Linked DNA regions of Homo sapiens: region 2 is linked to region 1. Evidence: chromatin contacts called from ENCODE Hi-C or POLR2A ChIA-PET data. All regions are on one chromosome and are shown on one strand. The core of a region is the stretch at or near the end of the contact, and the rest is flanking DNA. Distances in the headings are between cores, read along the strand shown. Region 1 holds the start of CDK5R2 (cyclin dependent kinase 5 regulatory subunit 2). Region 2 holds the start of STK16 (serine/threonine kinase 16).

What was found. A loop is a pair of places that touch in the nucleus more often than their neighbours do. ChIA-PET counts read pairs that join two places held with the same protein, here RNA polymerase II (POLR2A). Pooled maps may share reads with other maps.
Region 2: a pooled map shows a loop between it and region 1 (3-fold over the local background). The contact joins the promoter of STK16 here to the promoter of CDK5R2 in region 1. A Hi-C loop is called at or near these places in 2 of 50 pooled maps. POLR2A ChIA-PET finds 5 or more read pairs at or near these places in 3 of 52 experiments (OCI-LY7, WTC11 and activated T-cell).

Annotation. Positions count from the first base shown.
Region 1 is chr2:218,956,328-218,962,782 of GRCh38, reverse strand. CDK5R2 (cyclin dependent kinase 5 regulatory subunit 2) reads right to left here and starts at 3,117. Exons shown (of 1, transcript NM_003936.5): 1 at 628-3,117. The coding sequence starts at 2,962. The coding sequence ends at 1,859. RefSeq lists a silencer at 2,865-3,134.
Region 2 is chr2:219,242,489-219,248,943 of GRCh38, reverse strand. It overlaps STK16 (serine/threonine kinase 16), which reads right to left and starts at 3,465. Exons shown (of 8, transcript NM_001330213.2): 1 at 3,148-3,465; 2 at 2,859-3,048; 3 at 2,068-2,287; 4 at 1,698-1,831; 5 at 1,409-1,529; 6 at 1,187-1,282; 7 at 630-751; 8 at 1-523. The coding sequence starts at 2,944. The coding sequence ends at 385. It overlaps GLB1L (galactosidase beta 1 like), which reads left to right and starts at 3,500. Exons shown (of 17, transcript NM_001286423.2): 1 at 3,500-3,715; 2 at 5,301-5,442; 3 at 5,630-5,796; 4 at 6,026-6,176; 5 at 6,370-6,430. The coding sequence starts at 5,371. RefSeq lists enhancers at 3,324-3,753, 3,202-3,784.

The DNA of each region.
Region 1 (6,455 bases), core at 1,868-4,367:
CCCAACTGCCCTTGTTTGCCCCTTCTTGGGGATAAAGGGCAAGGGTCTGAGTCTCAAGCAGGGATGGACCCCCCAAGACTCCTGAGTGGGCGTGCGACCTGGGCATCGTCGAAGCAGCCCCATGGTGGTTGGGGGATGAGGAGAGAAGTATGGCAGACAGGCCCCACTTGGGAGTGGTGAACACAGACTTAGGCCCGACTGTACTCTTGACCGATATATGGTGGGGAGAGATGGGGAGGAAGGGAAAAATAGCAATAAGGACTAGCTAGTTCTGCCTCAATGGGTCTCATCACAGAAAGGGCACAACTCCGCTGTCCCCATGATTCGGTCTCTAAGTGGCCCGGGCATTAATGAGGAGCTAGGTCAGACAAGATGGAGGCGGAAGTGGGGGGATGGATTCAGCTTTATCACCAGGCCTCACCCTCAGCTGCCTCGCTTTACTCTTTACTCTCTGTAAAATGGAAGCCGATGGCGGGGGTGGGGATGGGGAGGAGGAGAAGTTCTCAGGTACTTGATCTCCCCTACTAGAGCCCCATCTCTTGCCTTTCTGCTCTGTCTGTGACAGTTCCATTACCACTCCCACTCCCTCCCTCCCGGGGCCCAAAGAAAGACCGGCGCAAAACCATCTGCAGGCGCTTCCAGCGCTTTATAGTTCTTTCCGGGACAGACGGACAGACAGACAGTGCGGCCCGCTCTGTCGGCCCGCATCATTGGCACCTTGGACACGGCCCCAGGCCCAACTCAGTCCCTGGTACCCTACCGGGAGGATTCCGGTCCCGCCCCAGCTCAGCACCTCGGACAGTTCCCGGCCCAGCCTACCCCCCTCCCCCCTCCCTCCGCAAACAACCAAATAAATTAAAAGGGGCAGTGGGGAGGAGCAACAAAAAAGCTAAGGATAAGGAAGCGGGATGTCCCTCCTCCAAGGTAAGAAGTTTTCTTTTCCTCCCACCTGTCCACTGAGGCGCCGCGGCCGGGGTGGTCTCCCAGGTTGATTTTGCCTCCAAACCTCAGCCTCCTGAAAGAAGCCGGCAGCCCCTTCCCCCACACCCCCCAGCTCCCAGCATGCAACACGTTGGAAAAGGTGGGGAGAGGCGGTGGGGGTGGGGCGAGGGACCATCCTGGTGGCTGTCTGGATACCTGGGACTGCAGTTTCTCCTGGCACCTCAGTCGATCCAAATTAAAAACTAATATTCCCTTTGATCAGGGGAGAGGGGTGTGGTGACTCAGTCAGGAATAAAAAAATGCAAGCTGACACAAGTGGAGGAAGAAGGCAGACAGGAGGGAAGATGGTGACACATGACAGGAGCAACAAGAAGGGCAGATGGGGACACAGGTGCAGGAGGAGAAACAGGGGTCTACGGGGTACAGTCAGGCAAGGGGTAAGATGGAGATGCAGACACACAAACCCAAGGAACGGAAAATGGAAAGGCAGGGAGAGGGAGGAAGAAAGAGAGGAACAGGAGAGAGAGGGAGAGAGAGAGAGAGGAATGCAGACAGGAGGAAAAATGAAGACACAAAAAGGAGGCAAGGAAATGGATAAAACCGAGGGGGAATGGGCTGAAGGGAAGGGGGAGACCCCGGCAGAAATGGAGAAATGGGGGCGCAGACAGACGGGAAGAGTGAGGTTGGAGTGCCTTTCCCGCGCTCATCTTCCGTCCCCACTCCACGCCCAGCAAATCCAAACACCGCGGCCTCTGGTGTCCCGGTCTCCACTTTCCCCTGAGGGGCATGGGCGTCTCCTCCTCCGCCCAGCCGGGGCGCTGAGCGGCGGTAACAGCGGCGGTGGCTTTGTGGTCCCGGGGGGTCCGAGTGTGTGTCAGGGGCTGGGGCGGGGGATGGGCGCGGCCCCTGGGTATCCCTAGCGGTCCAGGTTCATAGTCCAGTGCTTGGTTCCGGCCGCGCAGCTGTCCCTGGCGGCCGAGGAGGCGGCGGGCGCGCCCCCGCTCGGTGGGCCCCCGCCGCTGGCGGCGGCCTCGCCCTCGTTCTTGAGGTCTTGAAAGACCTGCGTGAAGAAGTGGGGGTCGGCGTTGAGCCGCAGCATCTGCGGGCTGAGCCGCTGGATGAGGCGCAGGCAGCGCTGCCAGAAGCGCTCCTTGTCGGGCTCCACGAGGAAGGGCTTGAGTGGGTAGGAGATCTCGTTGCCCATGTAGGAGTAGGCGAGGTAGAGGCAGGTGAGGAAGGCGGCCTGCAGCTCGGCGGCCGACGCCAGCTCGTCCCCACGCAGCGACTCGCGGCACAGCAGGTACACGAACACCAGGTTTGCAGGCGTAATGAAGGCCTGGTCTTGCCAGCCCTGCAGCAGCAGCGAGCGGTCCACACCGCGGAACCAGCCCACCAGCTCGCCCGGGCTCAGCTCCTTGAGGCGATAGCAGCGTCGGCACACGAAGTCGCCCAGACAGCGCAGCAGCTCGCCGGTGGACGCCTGCACGATGACCCGCCGCGGCGAGCCGCCAGGCACCGGCGGCGCCACCTGCGGGGCTGGGGGAGGCGGCGGCGGAGGCTTTCCCCCGCCCGAGCCCGGCGGCTGAGCGGCCGCGCTGCCCCCCGACGGTGGCTCGCAGGTGGCGGCAGCCGCGGGCACGGTGGGCACTGGCACCGCCAGGGGCTTGGCGGTGCCGCCGCCGTCGGGGGGATCCCGGCCCTTGCGGAGAAGGTTCTCGCGGTTGCGTTGCTGGACCAGGGGGTCGGGGCCCGTGGATGCCGGCTTGGGTGTCACCTTCTTGCTGCCTTTCTTCTTCTTGGCGGACGCGGCCACCAGGCGCTTCCAGGTGAGCGCCGAGATGAGCACGGACGGCCGCTTGAGTCGGCTCTCGCCTTTGCCGCCCTTGCCCACTGGCGGCGCCCCGTAGCCCCCCAGCGCCTCGTCCCCCGCGGGCGGCGCCTTCTTCTTCTCCTCGGGCAGCCCGCCGGGCCTCCGGCCCTTGGCCGAGGAGGCAGGCGAAAGAGACAGCACTGTGCCCATCCTGCAGAGCGGGGCCGGCGCCCAGGCCCCAGCGGGAGCCGCGGGCGGCGCCGCTGCTACTGCAGCCCCGGGGGACCCGGCGGTGGGGGGCCTAGCCCCGGCCCGGGCGCGCGGACTGGCGGGGGAAGGTGGCTGCTAGGCGGCTCCGCTGCTCTAATCCTGAGCTGCGCCAGCTGCAGCGTCAGCCCCACCCCTTGGGCCCCTTTTTTCGTCGCGCCGTGCCCCGCCTCACGCGGCCAATCCGCTCCCGAGTTGCACTCCTGATGGGCAGCTCCAATGACCAATAGACTCTCGCACTTCAATTTCAAGTCCCGCCCCAATCCCCACCCTCCGCCCTGAGTCTTTTCCCTTCCCCCGAGCGGAGGAAGGGGAAGGCGGTGGTCGTCGTTCGAGTGGCCTCCTCAGGGTCAGAGTTGAGAAGGGGTGGTGGCTGCTCCTGCCTCCTCCGGATCCTAGGGCCTGGACCAGCTTGTTCTGATGCACTGGGTCGCGGTAGCAGATAAACCATGGGAACAGCTCTCCTTCCCTCTGCCTTTGAATTTGTGTGGGGGGCCAGTGTGAGCAGTGAGTGCCCTCACCGGATGCCCAGGTCCCAGATGGGTCGCGTTGCACTGGCTCCTCCAATGTGACTGTCAGGTCTGTTTCCTCTTCGCGACCCCACCTCGCCCCCCACCCCCCAGGTCGCTAGGGGGGCTGCAGCAGGCACATTTCTGCCCTGCCTGTTTGGGAGTCCTGGCAGAGCCTTCTTGCAGGTCACAACCCGCCTTCTTGGGGGTTCCAGCTTGAGGGGGAGAGGGGGAGCAGCAAGGTCTCAAATATGCCCCTGAGGCTTCTGCTTGCCGTCCTGATTCTCTGCAACTGAGCCTGTGGGGCAGACCCTTGGCTCTGGTCCCTGGGCAGCTCCTCTCGGTTGGTTGTCCCCACTAACACACACAGATCTCATACTTGGGTGGATGATGGATAAGGTTGGTCCCTGGGGAAACGCTAGAAATTGGATCACTTGGTCTACCCAGTCTTGGATAGTGAACGGAGCCTCCTGTGTGGACGGAAGCCCAAGAGGGTTGGACCAACCTCCAGCCCAGCCCTGGGTCCAGGTTGAGGTGGGTTTCATCATTAAATGCTTCCTGCAGGTAAGGTTCCAGCTGTCCCCACTCCCAGGAGCAAGCTGTTAGGCTGGGTCCTGTCCACTTCTCTCTGGGTCTGTCTGTTACCTCCTGAGTACCCATCAGCCCTTTGCCCTGGATTTTGGACTCCCCAGGCCTTACCTGCAGGTCTTGAGCACAGCTAGTTCTGGACCTATTCTATCTGCCTTGTTAGATCATGTCCACCCTTCTTGGAGCCTGCTCTCTGTGGCTCCCCCAGCACAAGAGCCTTCAGGCTTCTTAAGTAAGTGGACCTTGTAGGTGCATATGGGTTCCATGTGGAGCCAAACCCCTGCCTATGTATTTCAGTAAATTCTAAGGATTGCCCTTGGAGTCACCTCCATGCTCCTCACAGACCGCAAACATAGCTCCAAGGATCCACTGCTGTCAGGGTTGGTTTGTGCATATATGTGTGTGTGTGTGTCACTGCAGATAGGCTGTTCTAGAATCCACTTGGGCTGCAGTTCCAGCTACCAGAGGTACAGAATTTCCCAGCCATTCCACAGCCCCTGGTCACTCACACCCTCCTGGAGGCCTGTGGTCTGCCTGTCTCCATTCCCCTCCTCTTTACCACTGTGCACATGCAGCCTTGTACCTTCTCCCTAACTCAGCACCCAATATGCACTTTTTCAACAGGGTATCTCTGCTCCCTAGGATCTGATCTTTATTTTCTTGCAGCCCAAGCTGACCTTCCCAAACTCATTCTCCTCATAGTTCTTGAAAGTGTTCCCTCTTTTCAGCTCCTGTAATTGGCCCCACTTCCTCCTACAAGGTGTTCTGAGTCACTCTTTATCTGCCAACCAAGGAATAGTCAGTTCACCGGTAGTTAAGGACAAGCCCTGTAGAGACTGAGTTGCACTGGCGGAAACACTGGGCATGTGGATCTAAATGGCACATGAGTCCTTCCAGCGCTGCTCCCAGGAGTCCCTCACTGGCATAAGGCCTATTGTTAAGGTCATTTAGGACCACGTCTTCTAAGCAGCACCCACAGAGTGTCACCACTGTGGTACCCTATTCCCGGCCCAGCTCTGACCTCCTATTGTCCTCTTGGTCAGAACCAAGAATTTCCTCCTCTGCTTCAGGGACCCCAAAGCAGGTGCCTCAGAGGGTCCTACTCCCCTTCCTCACTTTCCACCTTGCTCTGCCTCCAACCCTGTTTCTGGCTCACATGCTCCCCACCCTCCTGCTCTGGTTATCTCTCCAGAATCTCTGAGCTCCTTCCACTGGGCCAGAACCCTCTCTCAGAATGTCAAGCTCTTGAACTCCCACCTCCTCCAAGAAGCTTTTTTGATAGATTGGAAGGGACCTAATACTCTTTCTGACTTCAGCCTTTCCAGCCTTTTCCCATCAGCAACAGTGGCTACATAACAACTTGGTTAAGGGCTGGGCTCTGGGTCTAAGATGTGCAAGATGGATATGGATGGAATTTTAAAGACAAGCAGACAAGCTAATCAAAGAGATCCAGAAAGAGTAACAACATTGCTGTTGTATATAAGCCGGTGGCATTGAGAGCTGAGAGGGAGGGTTATTATGTTTCTGCAGGGGGAGCCCAAGGGGAATAAGCCTAGTGAAACCAGAAAGACTTCATGGAGGAGGTGGGCTTCATAGAAGGTTGGTGGCTTTCCCACATTTGCAAGTGTACTCTTCTGGTTAGGTTATGTTTGGGTTCATATTCTGAGATTCATCTATCTTCATTATAATAGTATCTCTGTGTTGCTTCTCATCTCTCCATCTCCCTTATGTTCCTCTGGGGCAGTGCTGGTTGTGTCAGACTTCCTTAGATGGGAAAGCCCCTGAGGCCAGTCTCCTTGTCTGTCTTCATTGCTCTGTAGGTTACCTAGAACAGTGCCTATTCAGATTACTGGTTATTCCTGAAGGTTCTTTAAGGCAAATACTCTAGGCCCAGACCAAGAACTGGAGGGCCTAGACTGAGGTTTTAGCCTGGATAGGATCTGGCCTTATTGATGAGTGCATCCCATCAGATTCACCAGAGATGCTCCTCTCACTCACCCAACCTGGGCAGGTGGGCCCCATCTTTTAAGAGAACATCTCCGGACAATGCTGCTCACACTTTGCCTCCCTTTTGCTCTTCTTATCTCCCTTCTGAGAAGCCATAGTCTGGGAGGCAGGACACGGGAGTCCTAGTCTATGGCTGCCAGTTGTATGACCTTGGGGAAGTAATTTCAGCTCTCTGGGACTCGGTTTCATCATATTAAAATGCAAGGGTTCTACGGATTTGACTCTTATTATCAGATAAAAATGAATATTAAAAGAACAAGATAACATTTTAGGAATTGGACTAGAGGAGGATTCCTAAAGCCTCTTTCAACTCCACAGTTCTGATTCTAAAC
Region 2 (6,455 bases), core at 2,216-4,715, 290 kb before region 1:
ACCTCTTCTCTCACTCCAGGAACACTGAGACTAAGATCTACACCAACCTGCTTCCACTTTATTCTTGTTTACACATTCTCCTGCTCCCAGATTTGGAGTCAGAACACTATGTGAGCTCAACAGTCCTGCTCAGAGCCATGTTCCATATCCCACCAGTTTCCCTTTTCCCAACCCCCACCCACCCCCACTCAGTAAGTCCCCTTGCCCAGGTTTTGCTCTTGGAGGGAAGAAAGCAGAAGAAAAGATGCAGGACTGAGATGATTGTCCTGACCCCGCTACCCCCAAGTGTAAGAGAAGTCCTGGATGGAATGGGTGGTGATTCCAATGAGGGATGGGAACCTCTTTCCAAGGCACAAGGGGCCATCTTCTCAACATGCTGCTTTTTCAGATTTGGGTAGTATGTTGGCCAGGAGCTGGGGGCTGAAGCGCCTCCAGCTGACTGAGGAGGAGAGGAATGTGAGGACGCTGATGCGGGTCCACGGTCATCATCGAGTTCAGGAGCTGCCGCAATGCTGAAGAATGCCTGTGGAGGGAGGAGCCCAGGGTGACCGGATGACACCTATCTGTCAACTCAGCTAATACCAGGGGGGAGTCTGAAACACTTGATGCCCTATTCGTTGCTCACTCACCTGGGGCTTTGTGGGATGCTGAGTTGGTTCTGCACAGCAAGGGCCACACTGTCACCCTTTTGGAACACCATGTCATAAGGGCCTTCCCCAAACATCATGGCATATAGCACGCAGCCTAGGGACTGAGCATAACTTGATTAGTCCCTAGAAGGGGACCAGTGGAGGTGACATCTCTCCCTTTACTTCTGTGGTAAAAGGAGACTCCATAAGCTAAAAAGAATACGCTGACCTCAGCCACATGGCACCACCAGGGTCCAGAGAAACTGCCAGTCAGCTGGAGGCCTCCGCAGCCCCTGTTTAGCTTAGCCCCTGCTTAGCCAGTGCCTTCACTACTGACACTGAGCTGTACTCACCTTGTTCAGGGGCACAGATTATACCACATCCGGTACAACTGGGTACAGTATCAGTGACATTTCCCAGGAAGGAAGTTGAAGTGGATGGGGACATATTGTGGTTCCTGGCGCCCCATGCAACAGAAACCAACAACCTACTCTACTCCACGGTGGGTACAGAGCCACAGCCCTCCCTACCCAGATACCCACCCACATGCTCCTCACCCAGACATCAGTCCGCTCATCGATGACACAGTGACTCTGCACAGAGAAGAGCTCTGGGGCTCGGTAGGAGATGGTGCACCGCTGGGCTGCCCAGTCCTGGAACAGTGATCCCAGAGCTCAAAAGTGGGGCACAGGTCATGGTCATGTGACCAAACTGGGACATGCACCAGAAGGGGTGGGAATGGGGAACAGGTGAGAAAAGGAACCTGGAGACTCTTTTACCTGCAGGGTCAGAGCCTGGCGGGAGCCCTCCACATGGATGCATGCTTGATTCATGGAACCCAAGTCCATTAAAACTGGCTGCCCCTCATCTCCAAGCAATATATTGGTGGGCTTCAAGTCTCTGTAGAGAAGTAGAAGTGACCTATGAGCATCTCTGGACAGGAAGGCTGGAATCCCAGCAAGCAAAAGAATCATACAGGCTGTTTCTTGGGAGAACAGAGACCTCCCATGTCTCCTGGTGAGGCTCTTCCTCTGGGCCCCAGCAAGCACACAGGGTCCTCCCACTGACCTGTGGGCATAACCCTTGGCATGAATGGCCTCAAGGCCTCTGCAGATCCCCAGCAGCAGCCAAAGGATTTGATCCTCGGTCAGGAAGTTGCCTTTGTCCTTCAGCCTTTCTATCTCATTCCACAGCGTACCTCTCTGCAACACAAGTTTCCCTACAGTTGGAGATGTTTTTGGAGCCTCTGCTCCTTAGGCCTGATCCCTTCCCTATGTCAAAGCCTATCAGCCCTTTCATGATACACACCTCAAACTCAAAATCTAAAGTGGCCAAACCCAGGACATGGTCCCTGCTTCCTAACATGCTGGACTGCTCACACAGCCCTTGAGTAGGTGGCTCTGCTGCAACCCCCTCCATAACCAGGAGTCTTTCTGACCTTGAAGAATGGTAGCAGCAGCCAGGCCTCATGCTTAGCACCCCGTTCCCTCAGACAGTAAGCCACGAGGCGAAGGATGTTGGGGTGATTGAAGAGGCGATGCATGTCGGCTTCTCGCTGGGCCTCCTCCCGGTCCTGCTGCTCGTGACACAGGATTCGCTTCAGGGCGTAGAAGTGTCCATCATGTAACCCTTCCACTAGGTCCACATAGCTGAACCCACTGTGGGCCAAAGGGGTCAATAAAGGGCCATGGTCATCTCCCACATGGCTTGGACCTAGAGAAATTTCCTGGTGGGGAGTGGGGTGTCCTTCCCATTTAGCAGAAACCTTCCCAAGATGTGGCTCTAAGAGAAATCTGAAGAATATTACACCGTGAGCTCCTCAGGAGCAGAGATATAGAAATCTTTGAGGTCCTATGGTCGTAATAGAGACCTCTGCACTTGACAGATGCTAAATAAATAATAGCCAACACTTATCAAGTACTTGTCAACCCCGCATTGGGTGAGACATTTTATACACATTATCTCATTTAATCCTCACAACTCCATCAGTGAGGGATAATAATCATCTCCATTAAGCTGATGAAAAAAACATGGTTTATCAAGGTCACACGAGGTGGATTTAGCAGGCCTGGCTCCAGAATCCACCTTCTTGATACTGTGTAGCTAGGTTCTGTCAGGTGAGAGAGGACAGGGATAGGGATAAAACCCTTGTGCCCCAAGCATATGCACACCGCTGTCCTTCAATGATCATAAACTTGAGGACTAGTTAACTGACTTCCAAACACTCACCCCTCCCCCAGTTTCTGGATGAAGAGGTAGCGCTTATTGTCAATGATGACAGTTCCCCGAGAGCAGACACACAGCGCGTGGCCCATAATGTCTCAGTCATCCTCTTCAAGGACGGTCTGAGGCTACCGAAGAGCTCGTCCAGGGTGAGTGGGCTCTTCCAGGAGATGCGCTGGGGGCCCAGCGGATCATGCTGGAAAGAAAACAACGGCAGGGTCACAGGTCCGGCACAATCCAGACGACCCATGAAGTACCAATGCGGAGAGCTCAGGCCCAGGTCTCTGGAACCTACACTATAGTGTAGAGAAAACAGGCCCTGCTCCGTCGCCAGCTTCAGGGGTGGGGTCAGGCGCCTTACGGCCTCAGGACACACAGCGGCTACCGGGCCACTTCCTCCAACCCCAGCCCATCTTTGGGCAGCCCCCGCTCCCACGCCCATCGCGCCGCAAAAGCAGAGCATAGCGTAGTTTCAGAGGACGTGCGAGGCTCAGGCCCACTCCTGGCAGGGCCCACCCCGGTCTAGGAGCCCAGAGCCCGGGATGGGCCATCTGCACTGCCGGACTGACCTGGCTCGGGCCAGAGAGAAGCGCCACCGACCGGAAGCAGTGCTGACATCATCAGTCCGCGCCGGCGTAACGGCCCGCGGTATCTCAGCAACCGCTGGGCATCCGGAGGATGTGGGGACGCGGAGCTGAGAGGCTCCGGGCTAGCTAGGTGTAGGGGTGGACGGGTCCCAGGACCCTGGTGAGGGTTCTCTACTTGGCCTTCGGTGGGGGTCAAGACGCAGGCACCTACGCCAAAGGGGAGCAAAGCCGGGCTCGGCCCGAGGCCCCCAGGACCTCCATCTCCCAATGTTGGAGGTAGGAGGCTTCATACCTCTGGCGCTCTGGGGCAGAAAGCGGCCAACTACACTGCAGCCTGGAGGGGGATCCAGTGAGGGGCGGGTCTGGTGGCCTGGTCTCCTGATCCCGTACAACCTTCTGGGCTCTGGCCTGTATCCCACTACCCCTAGTCTCAGTGGTTAAGAGCTCAGGCTTGTGAACCAGACTTCCAGTTTCTAAATTGAGTGTTAATAGCATGCTAGCTGTGTAACCTCGGGCAAGTTACTTAACCTCTCGGATCCTTACTTTTGGTAGCTGTAAAATAGGTATAATAGTACATAAGGTTAAGTAGCTTAACTGTGAGGCCAGACTGACTAGTTCAAATGACAGCTCCGTTAACGTAGTTGTGTGACCTTGGACAGGCTACTTAATGTTTCTGTCCTTTCCTCTCCTCCTCTGTAAAATGGAAATAATTATCTACCTCATGGAGTTGAAGATTAAATGAGATGTACAGTGTTTAATACAATATCTGACACATAGCCTTCAGTACGTGTCAATAAACCGTAATTATTATTACCCTGATCTTCACATCCCATTCTTGAGACTGTAAAGGCAAAAGGAACGGAAATTCACAGATTTTCGAGCTTTGGCACAAAGCAGTTGTCCTTAATATCTGTTGCGGAGGCAGGCAGGGGTAAGCTGGAGAGGGGTGCACTTCCAAAGAAGGTGGAATGGCCAGGAGGGAATGGCTGTTTTGCTGAAACAGGACTCTCCAGGAAAGAGGTCCTTCTTGTGACCTGGTTCCTCCCTTCCACACCCCGGATCACCCTGAAGATTTTCCAATGGTTTCCCCTGGTTCTGAACCTGTTTTAGCCTTTTGGTTATGACATTGATTCATCCAGATTTAACCTACTATATACCCGGCCCTGTGCTAGAGGCTGAGGATTTGAGATGAACAGGGCACTCCCTGTCCTCAGGGAGCCCAGTCAAGTAAAGCCATGCTTCTCAATTTTGAAGGTGCCTAGGATCACCTGGGAATCTTGTTAAAATACAAATTCTGATTCTATAGGTCTGAGGTAGGATCTGAGATTTTACATTTCTTTTGTTTGTTTGTTTGTGTTTTTTGAGACAGAGTCTCGCTCTGTTGCCCAGGCTGGAGTGCAGTGGCAGGATCTCGGTTCACTGCAACCTCCGCCTTCCGGGTTCAAGCAATTCTCCTGCCTCAGCCCCTACCCCCACCCCCACCCCCACCCCCACCCCCACCCTCGGAGTAGCTTGGAATACAGGCGCGTGCCACCAGGCCCGGCTAATTTTTGTATTTTTAGTAGAGACAGGGTTTTGCCCTGTTGGCCAAGCTGGTCTTGAACTCCTGACCTCAAGTGATCCACCCGCCTCGGCCTCCCAAAGTGTTGGGATTACAGGCGTGAGCCATCGTGCCCAGCCAGATTCTCCATTTCTAACAAGTTCCCAGGTGATGTCGATGAAGCTGGTTCGTGAACTGCACTTTAACATGATGTAGAAATTTTACAAACTAGTAGAGTAAGGGGGTGGCTGCAGGCTGGAGAGGAAGTCCAGGCTAAACGCCTGGCAACTTGAGGTGGTTTCCGCCCCCTTGCTCGCTGAGGTTCCCTCCCAGGAATCCGACACGTGACGGTCTGTCCGCCGTCTCAGACTAGAGGAGCGCTGTAAACGCCATGGCTCCCAAGAAGCTGTCCTGCCTTCGTTCCCTGCTGCTGCCGCTCAGCCTGACGCTACTGCTGCCCCAGGTAAGATGAGACGGTGAACCAGCCTGCCGGGTGCGGTGAGCGGGATCAGATCCAGCGGATGAGAGAAAGTCCAAAGTAACAACCAAACAACCCGCAGGGCTAGTTCCATCTCTTCCGCTCTTGGCAGGCGCTGACCCTCGACGCTCCCTCCAGGCGTCTGCTGAGCAGCGTCTCTTTCTCTTTATAGGCAGACACTCGGTCGTTCGTAGTGGATAGGGGTCATGACCGGTTTCTCCTAGACGGGGCCCCGTTCCGCTATGTGTCTGGCAGCCTGCACTACTTTCGGGTACCGCGGGTGCTTTGGGCCGACCGGCTTTTGAAGATGCGATGGAGCGGCCTCAACGCCATACAGTTGTAAGAAGTGCTCGCAAGAGCCGCGGAGGGATGGGATCTACTTTTTCTACCGCCCCCTTATAAAGAAGGTCGGGACAGGAAGACTGCCAGGACTCCTAGGCCAAGGGTGGGAAAGGGCAGGCCAGGACCTCCTTCCAACCGCTTCCTGGAGATTCCCTGCAAGGCCTGAGCCGTTAGGCCTCCCTGGCGTCTCTTCACCTTGGTTCCTATTAACCTCTTCCTTTCTCAGTTATGTGCCCTGGAACTACCACGAGCCACAGCCTGGGGTCTATAACTTTAATGGCAGCCGGGACCTCATTGCCTTTCTGAATGAGGCAGCTCTAGCGAACCTGTTGGTCATACTGAGACCAGGACCTTACATCTGTGCAGAGTGGGAGATGGTGAGTTAGCTGGAGAAGGGATAGAACCAGTTATCCTTGTGCAGTTCCTAGACTACTCCCATCTGCCCACACTCTAGGGCCATCTCCAGCACTATATTCAATTCCTTCCCTTCCTTCCTTCCCTTCCTAGCTTCCCCACCACACCCCAAAACAAAACCTACATGCTTCTTTGTTCTCTTTATGTTTGTCTCAGGGGGGTCTCCCATCCTGGTTGCTTCGAAAACCTGAAATTCATCTAAGAACCTCAGATCCAGGTGAGTTGAGACAAAGGATTTAACA